Linked DNA regions of Homo sapiens: region 1 is linked to region 2. Evidence: chromatin loops called from intact Hi-C (ENCODE). Cell type or tissue: ascending aorta. All regions are shown on one strand. Links, peaks and the distances in the headings refer to the core of each region. The heading gives the core; the rest is flanking DNA.

Region 1 (10,323 bases), core at 2,324-10,323, 130 kb before region 2:
GTACCCTGGGCTCTGGTCCCTTCTCTCTCCTGTTGTTTTTACCCTTGCTAATTCAAAGACTGATTTCCTTGCTCATTAAGACGGCAGCAAACCAAGCAAGGAGGAGCCGGGCCTTTCTTCTGCCATCTGAGAACATTCTACTAGGGATCTCTCCTTCTACCAGAACTAAACAGGCCCGGGGAAGCCCCTCAGGCTCCTTCAGTATCTCTTCAGGCAGCAGCTGTTTGAGACCATCTGTGGCGCTTCTGGCAGGGAGGAAGCCTGGGGGCTTGCCTGGGAGACAGACATGCTCAGGGCAAAGTGGAAAGGCTGGACCCAATAGCCCTGATCCCCAGAGAGGCCTAACTGACCCTGAGAGCTGAGGAGTTGGACTCCTGGGGACAGGATGGCTGTGGCCATTCATGATGGCATCAGCGGCCTGGCACTGAAAGACGTCTGTGCTCTAAAATAGCCCCCAGTGCCCGGTCACAGAGCCAGCCAGCCCATCATGCTTGCACCATTCCTGTGCATTTGAAAGGTTTTTGTTTTTGTTTTTGTTTTTAATACTAAAGAGTCTCAGATTCAAATGCGATCGTTGTCTCTCTTAAAGTCAAATTAGATGAAAATATCAGGGGTGATGGAAGAACTAGGGTATGAGGAAGAGTCAAGCTAGGTCCCTGTGTCGGGGTGATGGAAGAACTAGGGTATATGGGAGAGGCAAGCTGCATCCCTCTGCCTGGGGAACAGAGAAGTTGAGCATATGTGGAAGGGGCTGCACATGGCAGTCATGACCTTGACGTGACCGAAGTCTTGTGCTGAGGCTGTGAGCTCCTGGGTCTCCTCACTCTGGAAGCTGGGGAACCTGTTGATCCTGCAAGGACTCACCTTGCTCAACACTGAACTGCTGGAGCCATTTTCAAGGCTCAGCTCAAGCTTCCCTGAGTCCCTGAAGCCCATTTTAATGTCCTCCTCTTTTTAGATTCCCCGATTCCTAGGCAGACACAGATCATGATTTTAGAAGCAGGACAGTGAGCTGATTATTTAAGAGTCTTTCTCCCCAGCTAGGCTATGAATGGCTGTCAGCTGAAATGTTTCTTTAATGTACCTGGTACAGAGTCTGACACACATGAAGATACTCAAAAAATGGCTGTGAATGGACAAAGGAAACATTGGGACATTCATTTTCTCTTCTGTCCCCAACACCAGGGCTGACCTCTGAGCTGTGCCAGGATGTCACCCAGTGTGTGTCCATAATGCTCTCTGTTCTCCTGCTTACTGCCACCCAGGACTGCTGAAATCCGTGTCCTTTAGGGGCAGCTCGAGTGCCAAGCCCTCTCCGGATCTTTCCCTGACCACCCCTTCTTTTAGTGGAGGCCCTTCCTTCTATACTACCTTGATCACGTTGCTTTGGTTAACATTAGACATGTGCATGTCTCCCCCTATCCCCTGCATTGAGCAGGGGGTCTTCACAGGGGATCTTCGGATGAGGGGGGCCTCCAGGTATTGTACACTTTTACCTAGAAGGCATCTATAGTTTCTTTCATCCTACTCTCAAAGCTAAGAACTGCCGTTCAGGATTGTTTACAAGTTGACTCCTGGTGGCAAGAATCATTTCCGGGTCCTTTCAGCACTTTAGTGGCACTTGACAAATGCATGTAGATTTAATTAAATTGCATTTCCTTGTTGCGTTTTCTAATCAGCTCTGACGTCAGAGTCTGGAGACCAGGGCTGGTCCTGCCAGAGCACATGACTCTGCTGGCCCCCACATGAATGGATGCTCTCACCTCGCTGTGCTGGGCTCTTTACCCTCAGACTCTGAGCTCCTTGAGGGCAGGGCTCCCGCCTCTGATTCTCCTGGCATCAGGCTCAGGACCCAGCACAGAGAAGGCACTGAAAAGAGTGGCTGATCCAACCACCTAAAATGGGATAACTATCATCACCTGCCAACCTTGTAGGGCTGTTCTGGTGTGAAATGAGGTGCAGGAATTTCCTGGAGAAGTTTAAACCGCTGTGCACATGTAACAGGGCTGTTATTAGGATAGGGCAGCTATATTTACATCTTGCTGTTATTCAAGACAGTGGGCATGAAACTGTCCAGATGCAGCTCAGAAAAGTCTGAGTGTGAGTGGCATTTCCGTCCATCTGCCGGCTGCATGTCACGCACATGTCCCCCTCCCCTCCAGTTTGGAAGTTCTGACTCAGACCCCCGGAGATTCCCTCTCACGGAGCAGCTGCTTGGTGTAGAGGAAAGAGCACGAGACTAATATTTTTTCTGAAGAATTTTACTCCAGCAGGTCACTTAACCTTCTCATGCCTTGAATTCTTTATGTGTAAACTAGGAACAAGGAGTCCTGCCCTATCCACCTCACAGAGGAGTTAGGAGAGGGCAACAGGATGACAGTGACATATAACTAGGATGCACTAATGGGCCTTCTCTGGTAAATTAGGAGGAATAAGTACACTCTCATGGTGCCAGCCCAGGCAGAACACACATACACACACACACACACACACACACTTGCACACACATGCACCTGGGACACCTGTCTGTGCAAAGCACACCCACAGGAGCACGTATCGATACTGACAGATGCAGTCGGTACGTTTTCCCACATGACAATCCTGGGCAGGACTTTACAGTACATTAAGCATATTCACAGACATCGACTCTTCTGTCCCCCTTGCAGTCCTGGGAGGCTCCAGCCCCTCCTTATGAACCAGCACCAGGTGAAGCACACAGCGGGGGAGTGATGCAGAGCCCCAGATGTCACATGTTGCTTGTGACACCACACCCCTCCCTCTGTGGGCCAGCCCCACCCCAGGACCTCTGCAATCTGATGCAGCACCCACACAGTGGGGGGGGCCTATGAGTCACCTGCCAGAGCACAGCTGGAACATCTGGATACCCTCCCAACATTGACATGGGGCCTGGCATGTGCAGGCCGCCTTGGGCACTGGAGCTATCCAAAGCACGTGCCATTGGCTTTGCCACCTGCCCTAGATTTTGCACAAGGCTCTGTGGACTGAATGGGAAGGCACACCCCGCGCCTCACAGGTGAAATTATGGGATTATTGTCTGTAGTCCATTCGCTTCTAAAGAGCAAATGAACTGTGGCTATTTCTCTGCTGTCCTACAGATTGTACGTTATTTGTGGGAAGGATCACCTGGGTGTTTACTCATTGTCTGGTGGCTTAAGACAACATAAATAGGTGGAAGACCTCGACTCCCCTCTTCCAGCCCACAGAAGATGGGAGGCAGAGAGACCCCAAGAAAGAGAGAAAGTGAGGAGAAGAGCCAACCCATCTGTGAAGGTGGATGACAGATCCAGAGAGCTAGAAAGGGGAAGAGCATGCCCTCGAGAGACAGAGGCTGGGCTCTGTGCCCGTACCTCCACCACATACCTCCACCACGTGCGAGGAAAAGCCCGTCTGTGACATCTCCAGCCCAAAGGAGGTCTCGTTCTTGTTGGTGCCTGCAACAGAGTGACAGAGAGATGTCAGCTCCATGCCCAATCCCTTAGCGCCAGACAGATCTGCTGCCCAACCCACAGCTCCTGCTTCCTGGGGGCATCGTCAGGAGGTGGGGCTCTCTTTCGAGGGGGGGCTCTGAAGCTGAGGCCAGTAGTGTGCCAGCCTCCTCAGCCCTCCCCAGCACCCTGTGCAGTGGGGGGCACCACACACCTTCCAGGTGCCCATGTGGGTTGTTACTGGTAGCCCACTTACTTCTGAAAAGGGCTCGGGACAACTTATATTACAGGGCATGTATACTATGAGACTGCTAAAACTGGAGGGAAAGTAAGCAAAAGTGCACAGAAATAGTGTACGTTTTTGGCCAGAAATGGAATTTCCCACTTTGTTCATTCCTTTTATTCACTAGCTTTGGTTCCAGATGTCTTTGGATGGAACTCAAACATCAAATCCACCCTCAGAGGGAGGTCTGTCACCACTGCAGATTTGCGTAAGAAATCCCATGAGTGCTGAAAGCCTCTCCCCACAGAGGGACTCCCTGAACACATCATTGGATCGAATGTTCTCATCACTCAAGGCGACCATTTTGAGGAGAAATACAGATTTGGATATTTGAGTTCTGGAGTGGGTGTCAAAGCTCACGTTCAGACTTTATATTCATCTGCCCTTGTTTACGAGGGCCATTTTAGTCTCTTCGTGTGTCTGTGGCTTGTCATTTCCAATGCACTGCAGACTTCTCAGGCTTTATACTGCCTTCTATTTCCTTTTATAATCCTCCCATATGCCCAAAGCCCGATATTGGAAGGGCCCACTGTAGCAATTTATGGTGGAAATGAAATTTATGCAAATCAGAAATGGAGCTTAAATCACAAGGAGAGAGGCAATCTGAAGGACTCTGCCCAAAATAAAAAATGCTTTTGGTGGAGTGGAAGCAGTTGGCATATAGGGATTAAGGGTTTCAGAATACGGAGTCAGACTCTGCTAGGCACAAGCTAGGGTTGCCTGATGCAATATAGGATGCCCAATTAAAACTGAATTTCAGAGAACAAATAAGTTTTAACCTAAGCCTGCCACACCCACTGTATCTTATTTTTGCGAAATTTGGCAACCCTAGTTCAAAGCCCACCATGCTCCCAAGCTGTGAGAACTTTGGCAGGTCACTCAACTCCGTTGAGTTTCAGTTTTCCCAGCGATAAAAATGAGAACATTAGCAAAGCAACCTTTCAGCATTGTTCATAAAACGCACAGCCTCACGTCCGGCACGGAGTAATACTCAATTGTTGGCATTTATGATTTATTTATTTTTGGGGACAGGGTCTGGCTCTGTTGCCCCGGCTGGAGTGCAGTGGCATGATATCAGCTCACTGCAACCTCAACCTCCCAGGCTCAAGCGATCCTCCCACCTCAGCTTCCTAAGTAGCTAGGACTACAGGCATGTACCACCACACCTAGCTAATTTTTGTAATTTTTTTTTTAAAGAGACGAGGTTTTGCCTTGCTGACCAAACTGGTCTTGAACTCCTGAACTGAAGCAATTCGCTCACCTTGGCCTCCCAAAGTGCTGGGGTTACAGGCGTGAGTCACCATGCCTGGCCTGGCATTTATTATTACGGAAGACTCTTGTTAAGCCATTTCGTTTTGTGGGATTGGTTTGTGCTCTACGGGGTTTACCTGACATAAGCCCAGGAGAGAGTGGATCCCCTCTTAGCATGCATTGCTTACCTTCCAGGCTGAAGATTCTGTCCCCCAGGGCATCGACAATGTCCTTCAAGGCAGCCTCATCAGTGACATTGAAGAAGTGCTTGTCATCAGGGTCACTGGCGATGTATTTGATTTCATTTAGAAAAGTTTCTGGATTGATCCCCCTGCGGTTGTAGTAGCCCAGGACCTGCCAGGGAACAGGGGCAGGAACCACAAACCAGAACATAGCACAGACTTTCCCATACACCACACGGCCTAGACCCTGGGGACCCCAGGGTGGGCTGGAGCCAGGGCCGGTAGCCATGAGAGTTCCTCGCAATGCCATTTGCATTTGGAATGGACTCTCTTTTAGGGGCAAGATAAAGCCCTTGTGCTAAGTTAGGGTCTGGGAGCTGGGAGGTTTGGAGGTGTATTCTAGTTTTCTGAGGTTCCAGACCCTCCCTGGCAATGGATGGGGGGAAACACAACCCGTAGCTTTTGTGGATAGGCCAGAGCAGTGCAGAAAGATCCTCAACTTGTTGTTCAGAAGATGAAATGGGAGGCTTTTTTGAGGGCCTGGACACTTGTGATACTGCCTGGAACTAGTCCCTTGGAGTCCCCAGGGATTTGATGGTAAAGCCTCTCAGAGGCCATCAGCAGCCCTTGGGCGGGCCAGGACTTACGGCCACCGCATATCTTGTTACGTTGTCTCTTTCGCTTTGCTGGATCACCTTCTCCAGGTCTGGGCTGTCGTGGGACTCCCCATCTGTGATGACAATCATCACCTTCTTGGCTCCTTTCCTTCCACCCTTCTGGAAAGCCTCTGAGCTGGAAGCCAAGCACAGGGGCAGGGTCATGAAAGGTAAGTGGGATTGGGGCAGCCCCTGACGCTCCTGCAGAGGGGCAGCCACAGAAACCAGGACCAAGTCCTCCTTGGGCAACCCAACAGGTGCCAGGACCTCAAACCAAAGAAGTAGCTGGATTGAGATGGCCAGAGCTACTCTTTCACCAGCTGCTCAGAGGGTTCTTAGATCTGTTGTTTTTAAATGAAATGTTGAAAAGCCCCTTTGGAGTCCTGACCTTGCTGTTTTGGACAGGCCAAAGGGATGAGGTGGACCTGGGAGGGGAGTTCAGGGGCAAGTGGCAACCTTTAGAGGCATTAAGTCAGTGGTTCACAACCCCAGCTGCTCACTGACATCTCTCGGAGGGAGGCTTTAAAAACTGTTGGCCTGGCACGGTGGCTCACGCCTGTAGTCCTAGCACTGTGGGAGCCGAAGGCGGGCAGATCAACTGAGGTTGGGAGTTCGAGACTAGCCTGACTAACATGTCGAAACCCTGCCTCTACTAAAAATACAAAAATTAGCCGGGTGTGTTGGCATGCGCCTGTAATCCCAACTACTCGGGAGGCTGAGGCAGGAGAATTGCTTGAACCCGGGAGGCGGAGGTTGCAGTGAGCCAAGATCGCACCATTGCACTCCAGCCTGGGCGACAGAGTGAGACTGTCTCAAAACAAACAAACAAACAACCAAACAAACAAACAAACAAACACCATTGATGTCCAGGCCTCAGCCAGACCCCTGAAATTGGAATCTCTGGGGTGGTGGCCTGGATATTAGTTTTTTTTTTTTTTTTAATTGAGACAGAGTCTCCCTCTGTTGCCCAGGCTGGAGTGCGGTGGCACAATCTCAGCTCACTGCAACCTCTTCCTCCCGGGTTCAAGCGATTCTCGTGCCTCAGTCTCCTAAGTAGCTGGGATTAGAGAGCTCTGCCACCACGCTTGGTTAATTTTTGTATTTTTAATAGAGACGGGGTTTTGCCATGTTGGCCAGTCTGGTCTCGAACTCCTGGCCTCAAGTGATCTGCCCGCCTCTGCCTCCCAAAGTGCTGGGATTACAGCTGTGAGCCACCGTGCCGGGCTGGCATCAGTATTTTATAAGGTTCTGGTGAGCATCCAGAGTTGAGACTCACTTTCTTTAGTACTGAAAACAGGATGTGCCAGGGTGACTCAGCATCCAGACAACACTAACCCATAAAATGCGTGCGATGAGGCCTGACAGAGCTCTGACTTCCTCACAAGGACTACTTTGATTCTATTTTGGGAAACATTAAATATCAAATTCCATGACAAATATTTCTCTTTCTCACTTTTTATTTTGTTTTCAGTGCCCAGAGCATGAGCTCAGCCCACCTATCAGGCAATCCAGCCCAGGAGACAGCAGGGCTGGCACCTCGACCGTCAATTGGCAGAGAGGCTCTTGTAACAGGCCATTGGGCTACAAAGCATGAAAAACTGGCTCCCAAATCACCACTGGCTTTTGGTGTCCCTGTGGCCGGCCCTCCTTTAGACCATGAGGTTCTGAGGGGTATAGACATGGTCTCACCGAGGAGTCTGGCCCAGAAGTTATAGTCTGCCAATAAGGATCTAAAAATAAATGTTAGTCTTAGACTCTGAGGTTATTCCTCATGGGTCTGACCCACAGCAAGGCAGGACAGGCCACAGATTTAAGCTCTGTAGTGACAGGTTAAAGAGCCACACGGCTTTGGTATCAGAGGTATCTCTTCTTACGCAGCACGCTGAGGAACTGATGCATACAATTTAGGAGTTGAGGAATTTACAAAAGCTGGAATACATTAGTTTAGAACATCTTCAAACTACCAGCAAAGAGAAAAAACATCCACCATTCTCTTAGCAATTCTCCGATATGCTGGATATGTTGCCTTAAAAAACCCACTAATTTTAGTATGTGCTGTGGACTGAAACCTGCAGAGGCACGTGCCACATGACGAGAGCAGGTTTCGAGCTCAAGCGCAACCCAGTAGCAGGAGAACTCTGCTATTCTTTCCAAGGGGATTCTAGATGCTTCCATGACTGCATGGAAGGGCCAGGCCCAGGAATAAAACACCCTGCAAAAAAGCATGGCAGGAGCAAAACAGGTTTTATTATATATGGACCCAAGAAAAATGTCAGGATCATATTTCCATAGAGTGGAATAGTGTGAATGTCATATGAATCTGTAATCGTGCGAATATCAGCATGAATCATCAGATTTTAAATTCGGATTCTGCACTGGGTAAAGGGACTTGGATTTGTTCCTTTGTAAATTAGATTATACATTCCTTGAGAGCAGCAAGAGCTTTATACTCATAACAGGCTCCATGGGCCTAGAAACCAGAGTGGCCCATGGAGATTTAGGCCCCGTCACAGCTCCTTTCTGCTCAAAACCTGCACAGGTTCCTATTTCTCTCAGGGAAAGCCCAGATTCTGACAACAGCTCACTAGGCCCTCTGAAATCTGGCCCGTTTCCTCTCTTAGCCTCTGGTCCTGCTCACTCACCCCCACCCACACTGGACTCTTCAATGGTCTGGAAGGCCTCAGGCACACCAAGCCTTTCTCTGAGCTGTTCCCTCCCAGCCATCTGCTTGCCAACAACTCCCTCACCTCCTTTCAAATCTCCAATCAAAGGTCATCCGTCAGGGAAGCCTTTCCCCACCACCCTGTGCATGCTGATTCTGTACCTGCCCTCTGCACCTGCTCCACTCCCGCTACCACACTCCATTCTCCCCATAGCTTTCATCTCTTTCTAGTATGCTGTTATTTATTTATTTATTTATTGTCTGCCCCTCTCTCTAGAATGTCAGCTCACGATGGCACGGTATTTGTACCTATTTTGTTCACTGATCTAGCCTTGGTGCCTAAAATAGTGTGAGGCACATAGTAGAGGCTCAATAAAGTGTTATGTGGACAAAGGTAGAATCACACCACATTGTTCAGGGGCCCTCTCCACTTCCCTGCTGTACATAGCTGCCAGGCTCATTTTTTTTAACGTGCATATCTGATGATTACACTCCTGTACTCAAGAATCTGCAGTGGCCACCCATGCTGGTTTTAACTACAACATCATCACTCCCACCATCTTTACATGGCTCACTTCCCACCAACATGAACCCCTTGCTGTGGTCAAAAGGAGCACATCTCTGAATGCAAATGTTCCTTGACTTTCCCTCTCCTCTGCTGTTCTCAGGGTGGAATGTCTTGTGTGGCACGTCTTCTGTTCACCTCTTTTTGTTGGAATCCCAGGGTCTTCCCAGGACAGGTCCAGTGCCGCCTCCTCCTGGCAGTTCTCCTTGGCCACTCCATGGGGGCCCCTCCCTCTCTCATCCTCACCGAGTTAGGGTTAGGGTGAACACTTGTCACAGCCCTCCCATCAGTGGCCAGGACCCACAGATTACCGACATCTTTATAAGCCCTCATGTTCATGGCCTGGATCTTTGCCCTTTCATAGGTGCATAGGAAAAAACATGCATTAAGAATAAACTGAGTGAGGACAGAAAACCTTTCACCTTAAAAGGCACCAGCTGTAGTTTGGGACTTGAATTTGGAAGTTTGGGAAGATCAGAATTTGAGGTGAAGATTGCAACCTCAGCGGTGCTCATGAGTCACTGATGGTTCAAACTACCTGGTGAGTCACACACGGATAACTGAGCAGGGGTTGGTGGGTTGTAAAGTGAGGTCCAAACAGTGGGCTTTATCCCTGTATGAGTCAGTTAGCTTCACACTGAGAAAGTGAGAGCTGGTGGTTATGGGCTGCCTCCCTTACCCAAGCCATTTCACAAGGGCCTGCTGGGAGTCTCGGGTCTCACCCCGAAGAAGGCAAAACAAAAACAGAAAAATGGCCCATTCCTTATGAGGATGAGTAAGACAGCCACCTTCACATGGAGAAATGCTCATTTAGGAAAAGCTTGAGCAAGTTTTATCAGCAAACAGAAACACGCTAGTTGAGCAATGACTTAATTATAAAGAGTTATGAGGTTGGAAAAGTCTTAATCTTTTGAGCCTACGAATTCACAATACTACTAAATAGTTCTTTTTTTCTTTTTTTCTTTTTTTTTTGAGACAGGGTCTGGCTCTGTTGCCTAGGTGGAGTGCAGTGGTGTGATCTTGGCTCACCGCAGCCTCTGCCTCCTGGGCTCAAGTGATCCTCCCACCTCATCCTCCTGAATAGTTGGGACTACAAGCATGTACCACCATGCCTGGCTAATTTTTGTATTTTTTGTAGAGATGAGGTCTCATGCTTCTGCCCAGGCTGGTCTCAAACTTATGGGCTCAAGCAATCCTCCCACCTCAGCCTCCCAAACTGCTGGGATTACAGGTCTGAGCCACCGCACCTGGCCTAAATAGCTCTTACTTTGTGGATTT
Region 2 (10,431 bases), core at 962-8,961:
GAAAGAGCCTGTGCCTGCAGCTTTCACTGACATGTCAGTGCCACAAGGGCAGGGCAATATCTCTTTGTTCCTTGCTCTATTCCAGTGCTTAGAATGGAGGCTGATACATAGTAGGTGCCCAATAAACATCTGTTGCATGAACGAAGAAACAAGCAAGCAAGCATTTATTATGCTCCACCTCCATGCAGTGACTTGTCTTCACGGAAGATGAAATAGTCCTGGTCCTTGGGGTGCTCTCACTTGAGTTGACCGGACAGGTTGTACACAGGCAAATGCTGGAAAATGGCCCCAGGTGACACAGGCACACATACGAGCCAGGGGTTGTCCAGTTGGGTCTGGGTTCAGGGCAGCTTTGAGGGGATGTATTTCACCAGTGCTCCACCCCCTCCATTCCCACTGTGCTCTGGCAGAAAGGAAACTTGGTCTTCCCAACCAGGGTCTTGACCTGAAAAAGACTTCTGATTCCCCATGTCCAGGTCTCACTAGCCTTCAACGCTTAGCTTCAGTGCCATCTCCCACAGGGATCCTTCCCTCATTCCTTCCGCTGGCAGGGATTTCTTCCACCTCTGAGCTCCTGTAACACTCGACCAGTACCTCTCTTGTGACACAGGCCTTATCTTCTTTACTGACCCTAGGGTGGGTATCTGGTTCACTGCAGTAGTCCCAAACGCCTAACAGAGAACCTTGACAAACTTGTGCTCCCCAAATGTATGAGTTGAGTGAGTGAATGGAGGAAAGGATGGAGAAGTGGGTACCAGACAGAGTTGCCTGGTGCTTTTTGGTGTGGGTGGTTGTCTTCATGATACAATTGGAGGAACACAGAAGCCCACTCCCCTGATCAAATACCCCCCAGAGTGGTGCTAACCCCTTGCACCTGCTATTAGCCATTTACTGCTTTGAGTTAAGGTAGGGGTAGAGAACCTCTGTCCCCCTGGCTAAATGAAGCCTTGCCTTAATTTCAACTCATGTATGGAGCAAGAAGCAACAAGCACATTCTTATTTGGTGCTTATAGTTGCAAAAAAGGTGACATGGCTATAAACACCTTGGTATAATGGCCTGGAAAAGTGATTTTCAAATTGTGTTCTGAGCCACCCCTGTTTATAGGGTTCCATAAACAGCTTGCTTTTATCTCCCTTATTGGTTTTATGTTTTTCCCATTCAATTTGTTTGAAGAAATTTTACAGTAAGAAGTTTATGGATTCCCAAGATGAAAACATCCCACCCTGTGTCCCCTTCTGCCTGTCTTTCTCTATGTATCTGGGTCCCCCCAGCCACCCTGGGAGCCTGGACCTGTGTAGGTGGTGAGACAGCCAGGTGGGAAGGGGTCCCCAAAGAAACTCCAGCACTGGGGTAGAGCCTCAGGAAGTTTGCACCGTTTGCAGCGGGGAGGAGCCTGGCCCCTCCTTTTCCTGTGTGGAATCTGGGATCCAAGCTGCCTGCAGGAAGCGCTCCAGCAAGGGGCTCTGGTCTAGTGAGAGTCCTTGTTTCCCCCTTTTCTTCCTTTTCACCCAATAAAACCCTGTCTTACTCACCAAATTGTCTGCAAGCCTGAATTTTCATGGCCATGGGACAAAGAACCCCGTCTTTAGCTGAACTAAGGAAAATCCTATAAGAGTAGCATTCAGGAGATAACCTCAGGCTTCATGTTGCCCTCTCACCAGATTGCAAGCTTCCAGAGGACAGGAGCCGACCTTATGCATCACACGTGCTCCAGCACTGGGCACACTGCCTGGCACCCAGTGGCTGTTGGGTGTTTCTTCTTTAGTTTTTTTTACACAAAAGGGGGAAATAGAATGGATGGATGAGATGGTTTGAGGTATTGGTGCAATTGTTGCTAGACATTTGACAGATATATCTGGAACACTGTGGAGAAATGGCTGTGGGAATTTAGAAAACCCAATCAATGGAGGCTGGTGGGGGACCGGGGGGATAGCCGTTCGGTCTAATGCTAGCCCAGCACAAGACCAAGGGCAGGCCCCTGGAGAGGCCGATCTCCATTTCTTGCCTCCTGAGGGTCCTGGTGCACATGCATGGGGACATGTCGGCTTTCATGTTCCAGTCTGTCCACACCCCTCCAGAAAGCACCCACCTCTTGGCCTCCTTTAGGGCCCAGGGATATGTGCCCTCTTTAGGAGGAGTGGTTCTGGAGAGAACTCTCTGGAAATGGGCTTGTGGACATTTGACCAGGGAATTTGGGAGTCCCAGGAACTGGAAGTGTGGCCAGAGGGGAGGGGTGGGGGCCCCAGGTAGGGACATCCCTTTGGGCCTGGGAGCACCTCAATCTCTCTGGAAAGATGCAGTCAGAGGAGGGCCAGCGTAGGAGCCATGCAGGAATCCTGAGGGCCAGGTCTAAGGGGTGAATGCCAGCGCGGAAGAAAGGGTTAAATGCCACAGGAAATAAACATAGTCACTATTTGACCCATCTGGAACCATTTCTACACATAGTAACGGAAATGTGCTTACTGATTTAATTAAAATGTGTGCTTTTGGAAATATGGGAATAAAGAAAGTGGGAGAGTCACAGGTAAAGTGTTAAATCCCAGACTACCAGGACAGGAGGTTAAGAGATTCTGTAAAAACAAGCAATTCAAGTAATAACATTATAAATACATACATATTTATTTTTAAAAACTTGGAAATCGAAACCAGAAGAAAGAGCTAAAAGAATTGAAAGTTGGTGCCATTAGGGAAGGAACCAATGATGGAGGCAGGAGATGACAGTTTTTCATGAATTTTCGTAAAAGAGAAGATATCAGCCAGGTATGGTGGCTTATGACTAGTCTCAGCTACTCAGGAGGCTGAAGTGGGAGGATTGATTAAGCCCAGGAGTTCGAGGTTTCAGTGAGCTGTGATTACTCCACTGCACTCTAGCCAAAGAGTGAGACCCCAGCTCTAAAACCAATTAAAATAGAAAAAAAAAATAGAAGAAAATATCCATGTATATCTTTACGTAGAAGTTTGGTACTCACTATTTGTTACAGCTATATTCTGATTATCTTTTGTTGTAAAACAAATTACAAAACATAGTGGCTTGAACCATTGCCTTTTAATTATATCTCATTGTTCTGTGGGCCAAGAAATTCAGGCAGAGTTCAAATCAGCAGTTCTGTGTTCGGCGTGAAGTTGGCAGAGGTTACTCAGTAGCAGTCAGCCGGGTGATGGGCTATCAGCAGGTCTAGGATGGTCTCATTCACATATGCATCTGACACCTTGGCAGGGCAAGTTGGCAGACTGGGCTCAGTTTGGACTGTTGGTCTGAGCATCTACAAATGCCCTTTCCAGTACTGGAGGTCTCAAGGACATTCAATATAGGAAGGACTTCTTCTATCATGGCTCAGGGCTCCCAGAGACAGTGAGGGCCAGGTGAAATTCTCAAGGCTTCTTATGGCTTAGCCTCAGAAGCCCCAGTCCATCACTTCTACCATGTTCTGCTCAAGCAGGTCCCTAAAGCCTGTCCAGCTGCAAGAAGAGAGGAATTTGACCCAGAGCAGTAGCAAATAATTGGTGGCATCTTTAATTTCCACATCTACCTTGCTCCTTCTAAGGATTTGAGGTAGTTTATATTATTTTTTAAGCAATAAAATAATTAAAAATGTTTTTACAATATTAGGAATTTAGAAAATGTGTTCTGGCCCCTGCATATCTTTTTGTCTGTTCTTGTTTATGTCACTGATTAAGACCTGCTGTGCAGTGATGAATAAAAGTGGCAGTGCAACCATGCTGGTCTCATTCTTGATTTCAGAGGGAAAGTGTTCCACATGGTACTCCAAGTATCACATCTGCGGTAGGATTTTTGTAGGTACCCTTTTATCAGCTTAATAAAGTTTATTTCTGGCTGGGTGTGATGGCTCATGCCTGTAATCTCAGCACTTTGGGAGGCCAAGGTGGAAGGATTGCTTGAGCCTAGGAGTTCAAGACCAGCCTGGACAATATAGTGAGACCCCATCTCTAAAAAATTTTTTTAAATTAGCCAGGCATGGTGGCACACTCCTGTGGTCCCAGCTTCTAGGAAGGCTGAGGCAGGAGGATCACTTGAGTCCAGGAAATCAATGCTACAGTGAGCTCTGATTTTATCAATGCACTCTAGCCTGGGCAACAGAGCAAGACTTTGAATAAAGAAAGAATAAAAGAAAGAGAGAGAGAAAGAAGAAAGGAGGAAAGAAAGAAAGAGAAGGAAGGGAGGAAGGAATGAAGGAAGGAAGGAAAGAAAGAAAGAGAAAGAAAGAAAGAAAGGAAAAGGAAGAAAGAGAGAAAGAAAGAGAGAGAGAAAGAGAGAAGAAGAGAGACAGGAAGAAAGAGAGAGAGGGAGGAAGGAAGGAAGGAAAGGAAGGAAGGAAGGAGAGCAACAGAGAAAAAAGAAAGTTTATTTATATTCCTAGTTTGCATTCCTGAATTTGTAGCACTATTTTTGAAAATAATGTGCTTATATGTTATTTTGGTTAAATACAAATTAAAAATGAAAGATGACTTTGGTAGCCATGTGGAGGAAGAGCACAAATGATGAGTTTAGAGGTGGGGAGGCTGGGGGAGACCAGGGGATGTCTGGGGGGAGGGCAGCAAGCCAGGGCCTGTGGAGAAGACTTTTTGGTGGGAGGGGTGCCAAGGCAGGGACTGAGTGAGGAGCTGCAGGTCTGAGTCCCCAGGAGACTCACATGTCGGGGGACTGAAGGGTCATATGAGGACAGCAACACCACAGGGCAGGAGAGGCAGGCATCCCGGGCTGGCCACGACTGAGATGTGGGGTGTGGAGGCTTAGTCCCGCCTTGGCTGCTGCTGCTGCGGTGGCCGGGTGGGCCCCTCCGGTCATCTCTCTGACCATCACTCAGGCACCTTCATGACAGCTGGGGAAGGGGCCCAGGGTTTCTGTGGCAATAGGGCACAAAATCCCAGAAGAGGAGAAAGAAAGCCACGAAATCAATTCTGGCTCTGAAATAAAAATAGCCAGTAGTTGAGAATTTTAAGAAAGGAAAAACAAAAACAGTGTTGGTATATGAGTCACACTGACTTCTCCCAATTACCAGCTTTTAGGCTCCAAATAAAGCTTTCAACGGAGGAGCCTTGGAATGTCAGTGGTGGTGAGGACGCCGAGCTCCGACCCCTCCTGCCAACCTTGCGTTTGGCGCTCTCCTATGGAAACAGTCATCCTTCCTGCTCAGAGCTGTATGCCTCCTCTGGCATATGGAGCCAGGAGACCTGGCCCAAACTACACCCCTCTTTGGGCCTCAGTTTCCCCCTTGGCAAAGCAAAGAGCCTGGACTGATTTTCATCTTTGACATGGCTGTTGTGCTCAAATATGGCTGAGTGCTCAAAGAACACTCAGTCAGGACTGAGGACAAGACAAATGGCAGGAATATTCCAGACCCTCTGTCAGTTTCAGGCCTGTGAGCATCAGGTGAGTCCACCCTGCTGAGCGCAACTGTCATGTAAAGTCACAAATGCCACGTTCCCTCATAAACACTGACCTCAGGACCCAAGTCCTGTGGGATCCCATTCCATAGAGCAATGCACAGAGACCCTGATGCACAGCAGGCTCAGGAGTTGCCAACACTTACTGATGAGGGGCACGGGCATAGTGGCTGAGAGGCTCTTGGCAGCCTGCAGCTGGACGGCCAGGGTTTGAATTCCGCCTCTAGCTCTTACCAGATGAGTGATGTTGAGCAGGGTCCCACAGGAGATGGATGTTTGAGCAGAGTTTGCAGGAGGGGCTGTTTACAGAGGTGTGTGCAGAACCCACAAAGCACGGGGCAGCCCCAGAAGGCTGTGCAACCTCTGGGACTGGAGGGGTCAGGAGCAAGGGCAAGGGGCATGTGAAGAAAGTGGTGGCAGCTAGAGCCCTGGGAGAGGGGCCGAGGGTGGGACCTGTGGCCAGGGGAAGAGGAAAGCAGCTCTGCTAAAACCAAGGCTGGTAGGAAGGAAGCTGGGCAAATACTCTGACCCCCTGTACTCCTGCCAATGCCCCTGTGGGCTGAGTCCAACTAGAAGCCAGAGGACAAGGCAGTGGGTAAAGTTGAGGGCAGAGATCAGCCCTCAGGACACAGAGCAGGGAGGAGAAAGGTGGAGGGTGGGTCTGGAGGGCAAAGACCAGCACATGTGAACTTTCTGGGCCTCCGTTTCCTGATTTGTAAAATGGTGATGATAACAACACCCATGGCATTGTACTATTGCCAGAATAAATCTCTCTCTCTCTCTCACTCTCTCTCTCTAGCTCTAGCTCTCTATCTATCCACTTATCTGTCTATCTATCCAGTACTTACAACAGTGCCTGGCACACAGGTGTAATGTATAAACGTCTGCTATTTTACCTATGTTATTACCATGCTCCTGCTCGCATTTGTTCCCTTCCTCCAGGCACCCAAGTTTTCATCTTCCCTTTTACCCCGATGTGCTTCCTGTCAGCTGGCTCTGGGGAAGAGTCTGTTAATCAGCTGCCACTAAGGTATACATAACTGATCATGGCTTCGGGAGCTACCTCTGCCTGGGAGCACTTGCATTTTACAGGAAATGCTGCATCTTCCTTAGGGCGTGAAGTTCTGATGGTGGAACCTCAGGTCTTTTGTTGCTGTTGAAATTACAGGTGAGTGGTCTCTTCTTCCTGCATTGAATAATAATAACCAGTGGGGAAGATACTGGGGAGTAGGCAGGCTTCTGGAGTGCAGAGAGTGGCCCCTGCCCAGGGACAGAGCCATGAGCCTCTGATAGGAAGAGGTGGTTAAGCCCCAGCCACTTGCCAACTTTGCCAACTTGCCAACTCTGGAGAAGCCAGCTCTGACCCTGAGCCTGGAAGAGGGGTCCTCTACCCCTCAAAACTGGGGCAGAGCCCCTTCAGGGGCCCAGATAGGGAGGTGCTCAGAGAGGGGTAACATGGCCCCAGGTTCCCCAGGAGGCTGGTGATGAGTCTGGGATTTGAACCAGGAGGCCTGACACCCAGGCCAGGGTCCTTCTTTCCCCTGCCCCCATCCCACCCTTCTCTGCTCTGGAGTACACACCCTTGAGTGGCTGGAGACATCCCTGGGCAGCTGTCTGACCTCACAGTTGGCCCTGGAGCAGCTCAGCCTTTCAGCCAGAGGGAAATGTGTGTCCCAGAGAGTGACCCATGCTGAGTGTGGATTGTTCGTGCTGCTGAAGTCCCTCCATCCTTGGTTCTGTCTGGCAGTTATGGCCTCTCTCCTTGGCCAGGTGGCTGTGGCCATGACTCTCTCCTCATTCCCATCTACGGAACTGCCCCTCAAGTGAGGTTTCAGTTGACCTCAGAATGGCCTTCTCTCCACCCCACAGCCTGAGAGTTCTCCAGGTCATTGGTCATACGCTCTGGGACACACATGTGAGCTGATTGTTTATGCAGTGTTTGCTCACAATAGCAACAAGCACCCCTTCTTCTGCAGCCCGTTGATGGCAAGATGCTGTCACACAGGAGGGACTACAAAGTAGCTGGCAGCAGAAAGCATCCACAAAACAAGCTTGGGCTAGTGAAAGCATCTGGCAAACAAGCTCAGGCTCAAGCAATCATCATAAAAAGAAAAGAAAAGAAAAGAAAAAAAAAAGCTCAGGCTCAAGCTCTTTCCTCTCAGCTCATGACTCATTTGCACACATAGGCCTTGCTCCATGGTGACAGGGTCAGCTCATCTTGGCCACTTCGCAGACTTGTGAGCCTTTGTGAACACTGACATAGCATCACTTACAACCCAGGTGCCTCAGATTCCAAGGCTGAGAAGAGGAGGCTGTGGGACATCAAGGATCTTAGAAACACAACGAAATCTCAAGACATTAAAATTGAAAGGTTCTGAATTTTGCATGAATGTGCAGTTTTCTTGTGGCCTGAGCTTCCATCAGATTCTCAAAGTGCCCTTGTATTAGTCAGGGTAGACTAGGTAATGCTGTGATAACAAGCAATCCCAAATTCTGATAACAGAATCCCAAGTGACTGATAACAAGGGTGAATCTTCAGAGAGCCACTGGATGGAGTCTCTTTCCTGTCCCTGTTTTTCCCTAACATCCAGCTGCCCATCTATGTAAGAATAAACTAAGCAACAAAAGCCAAATGTAACCAAATAGTCATATTGGTTATCCCTTGTGTGACAGATACACAAAGAACCAGGTGTTTTATGAAGCATGATCTCATTTAACCTTATGAGGCAGAGGAGGAAACTGAGGCTTGCAGAACGGAAGTGACTTTCCCTAAGTCACCTGGCTAGTTGTTTAGTCAGAAGCTGGGCTGAGATTTGAACCCAAGCCCCCCCAGTAGCTACACTGACTGAACACAACCACATGCAATGTTTCCAAACACATTGGTACTGGTTCTAGTACTTGTATTGTGCTTTTGAGTTTACATAGCATTTCCATTAGTTTGGCAAATATTTACGGAGCACCTCCTGTATTAGTCCGTTCTCATGCTGCTGATAAAGACATACCTGAGACTGGGCAATTTGCAAAAGAAAGAGGTTTAATGGACTTAAAATTCCACGTGGCTGGGGAAGCCTCACAATCATGGCAGAAGGCAAGGGGGAGCAAGTCACGTCTTAACACAGATGGCAGCAGGCAAAGAGAGAGCTTGTACAGAGAAACTCCCATTTTTAAAACCATCAGATCTCTTAAGACCCATTCACTGTCACAAGAACAGCATGGGAAAGACCTGCCCCCATGATTCAGTCATCTCCCACCAGGTCCCTCCCACATAACGTGGGAATTATGGGAGTTACAAGATGAGATATGGGTAGGGACACAGAGCCAAACCATATCACCTCCCATGTGCTGGCACTGTTCTAGATGCTAGGGTTCTAGGGGTGAATACAATTGACACAGGGCACATGGAAGGGCAGAGAATGGATTAGGGGTAGCAAGGAGAATTGTTGGACCGGTGACTGATGAGGAGTCAAAGCTTTAACTGGAAGGAATGGCACCTGCTGGGAGCTTCCGGCTCCATAGCATATTGACCAGAATCATTCATGCGCCTCCCACAGCAAACTAAGTCACTCTACCCACAAGGCAGGGGGAGCTTGCCTGAAAGGAATCTTGGAGACGTCTCCACACCACTAAGCCTGGGCTGTTTTTTAAACTGTGGAATCACATTCATCATTTTGTCCCCAGTGGCATGGGATCTGGTTCAGAGAATATGTTCGCCAAATGTTTATGGAATGAATGGATTAACAAACAAATGAACTGATGGATGGTGACTGAGGCTGGGCAATGCCCTTTTACTCTACGGGCCTCAGTTTCCTCATCTGTCCACCAAGGTGATGTCCAAGGGCCTCTTTCTCACTGACATCTGATGACTAATATGACAACAGTGTGCCTTTGTGACTGGAAACCCTGCTGGTCCTCTCTGCCCAAACAGAGCCTGTGTGTCAGTCTCCAAAGCTGACTTCTGTATTGTCTGGGTAATTTTGCCCCAGAGACAATTGTTCACACTGTGATTATGGGAATCGGTTCCAGCAGCATTGTTGTGGAGATGGTTAGGATTCTCTAGGGCCAGGGTAGCTGTGCTGAAGGACTCTGTGGCCAGGATTCATGGTTGGATGCAGACGGGTATGACTCTAGGAGCACAGACAGGAAATGTTTTTTCCCCAAATACCTCTTCTGCTGCTGCCTGAAATTCCACCATTTGTGATTTATTCCACCGGGTTCAGCATTGCCCTTTCCTTTGGTGGGTCTTCTCTATAAATACTAAAAGCCTTTGTGGAATGATGGAGCTTTTAAATAAAATTCAATTCTTTTCTTCAACTTATTTTTTAGAGATGAGGTCTCATTCTGTCACCCAGGCTGGGGTGCAGTGGCACGATCAGAACTCTAACTCACTGCAGCCTCGACTTCCTGGGCTCCAGGGATCATCCCACCTCAGCATTCCAGTAGCTGGGACTACAAGCTCACGTCATCATGCAATTTTTTTTAAGAGATGGGGTCTCGCTATATTGCCCAGGAAGGTCTCAAACTCCTGGGCTCAAGGAACCCTTCTGCCTCAACTTCCAAAAGTGCTGGGTTTACAGGTGTGAGTGACAGCACCCACCCAAATTCAATTTCTGATTGCGTTTTATGTGCCAGCCTCTGCACAGAGGGGCTGAGGTAGAATCAAAAATAATAACTATGACAGTAATATAACTATACCATTTTTTCAATTAAAAATTTTTAAATTGAGACATAATATTTGTACATGTTTTTGGGGTACATGAGATAATTTGATACATTCATATAATGTGTAAAGATCAAATCAGGGTAATTGAGATATCCATCACCTTAAACATTTATCTTTTCTTTCTGCTGCGAACATTAGAATTATTATCTTCTAGCTGAAATGTATAATAAATTAATGTTAATTATAGTCACCCTCCTTAGCTATCAAACCCCAGGTCTCATTTCTTCTATCTAAGTGTATATTGGTACCCATTAATCAACTTCTCTCCATCTCCCCGCTCCTCCCTCCTCTTCCTGGCCTCTGG

Evidence for each region. Hi-C counts contacts between places; a loop is a spot of excess contacts. Peaks named below come from ENCODE experiments on the same cell type or tissue, not always from the same donor. Only the 100,000 strongest peaks of a DNase experiment are listed, where the experiment ranks them.
Region 1: a loop joins it to region 2, with 1.8 times the contacts of the local background. A loop is called at or near these places in 2 of 110 quality-filtered maps.

The regions. Positions count from the first base shown.
Region 1 is chr15:68,345,449-68,355,771 of GRCh38, forward strand. ITGA11 (integrin subunit alpha 11) reads right to left here. Exons shown (of 30, transcript NM_001004439.2): 8 at 5,810-5,954; 9 at 5,169-5,334; 10 at 3,382-3,452. Among named protein-coding and RNA genes, the nearest start is that of FEM1B, 73 kb to the left of the region's middle. In ascending aorta, for the core only: no CTCF peak of the experiment used is centred there; DNase peaks (open chromatin) are centred at 2,792 and 7,123; H3K27ac peaks cover 8,000 bases.
Region 2 is chr15:68,480,174-68,490,604 of GRCh38, forward strand. LOC105370873 (a long non-coding RNA gene) reads right to left here and starts at 7,514. Exons shown (of 4, transcript XR_932409.3): 1 at 7,027-7,514; 2 at 6,304-6,593; 3 at 4,654-4,927; 4 at 3,028-3,460. In ascending aorta, for the core only: no CTCF peak of the experiment used is centred there; DNase peaks (open chromatin) are centred at 4,728, 5,108, 7,038, 7,608 and 1 weaker place; H3K4me3 peaks cover 577 bases; H3K27ac peaks cover 5,644 bases.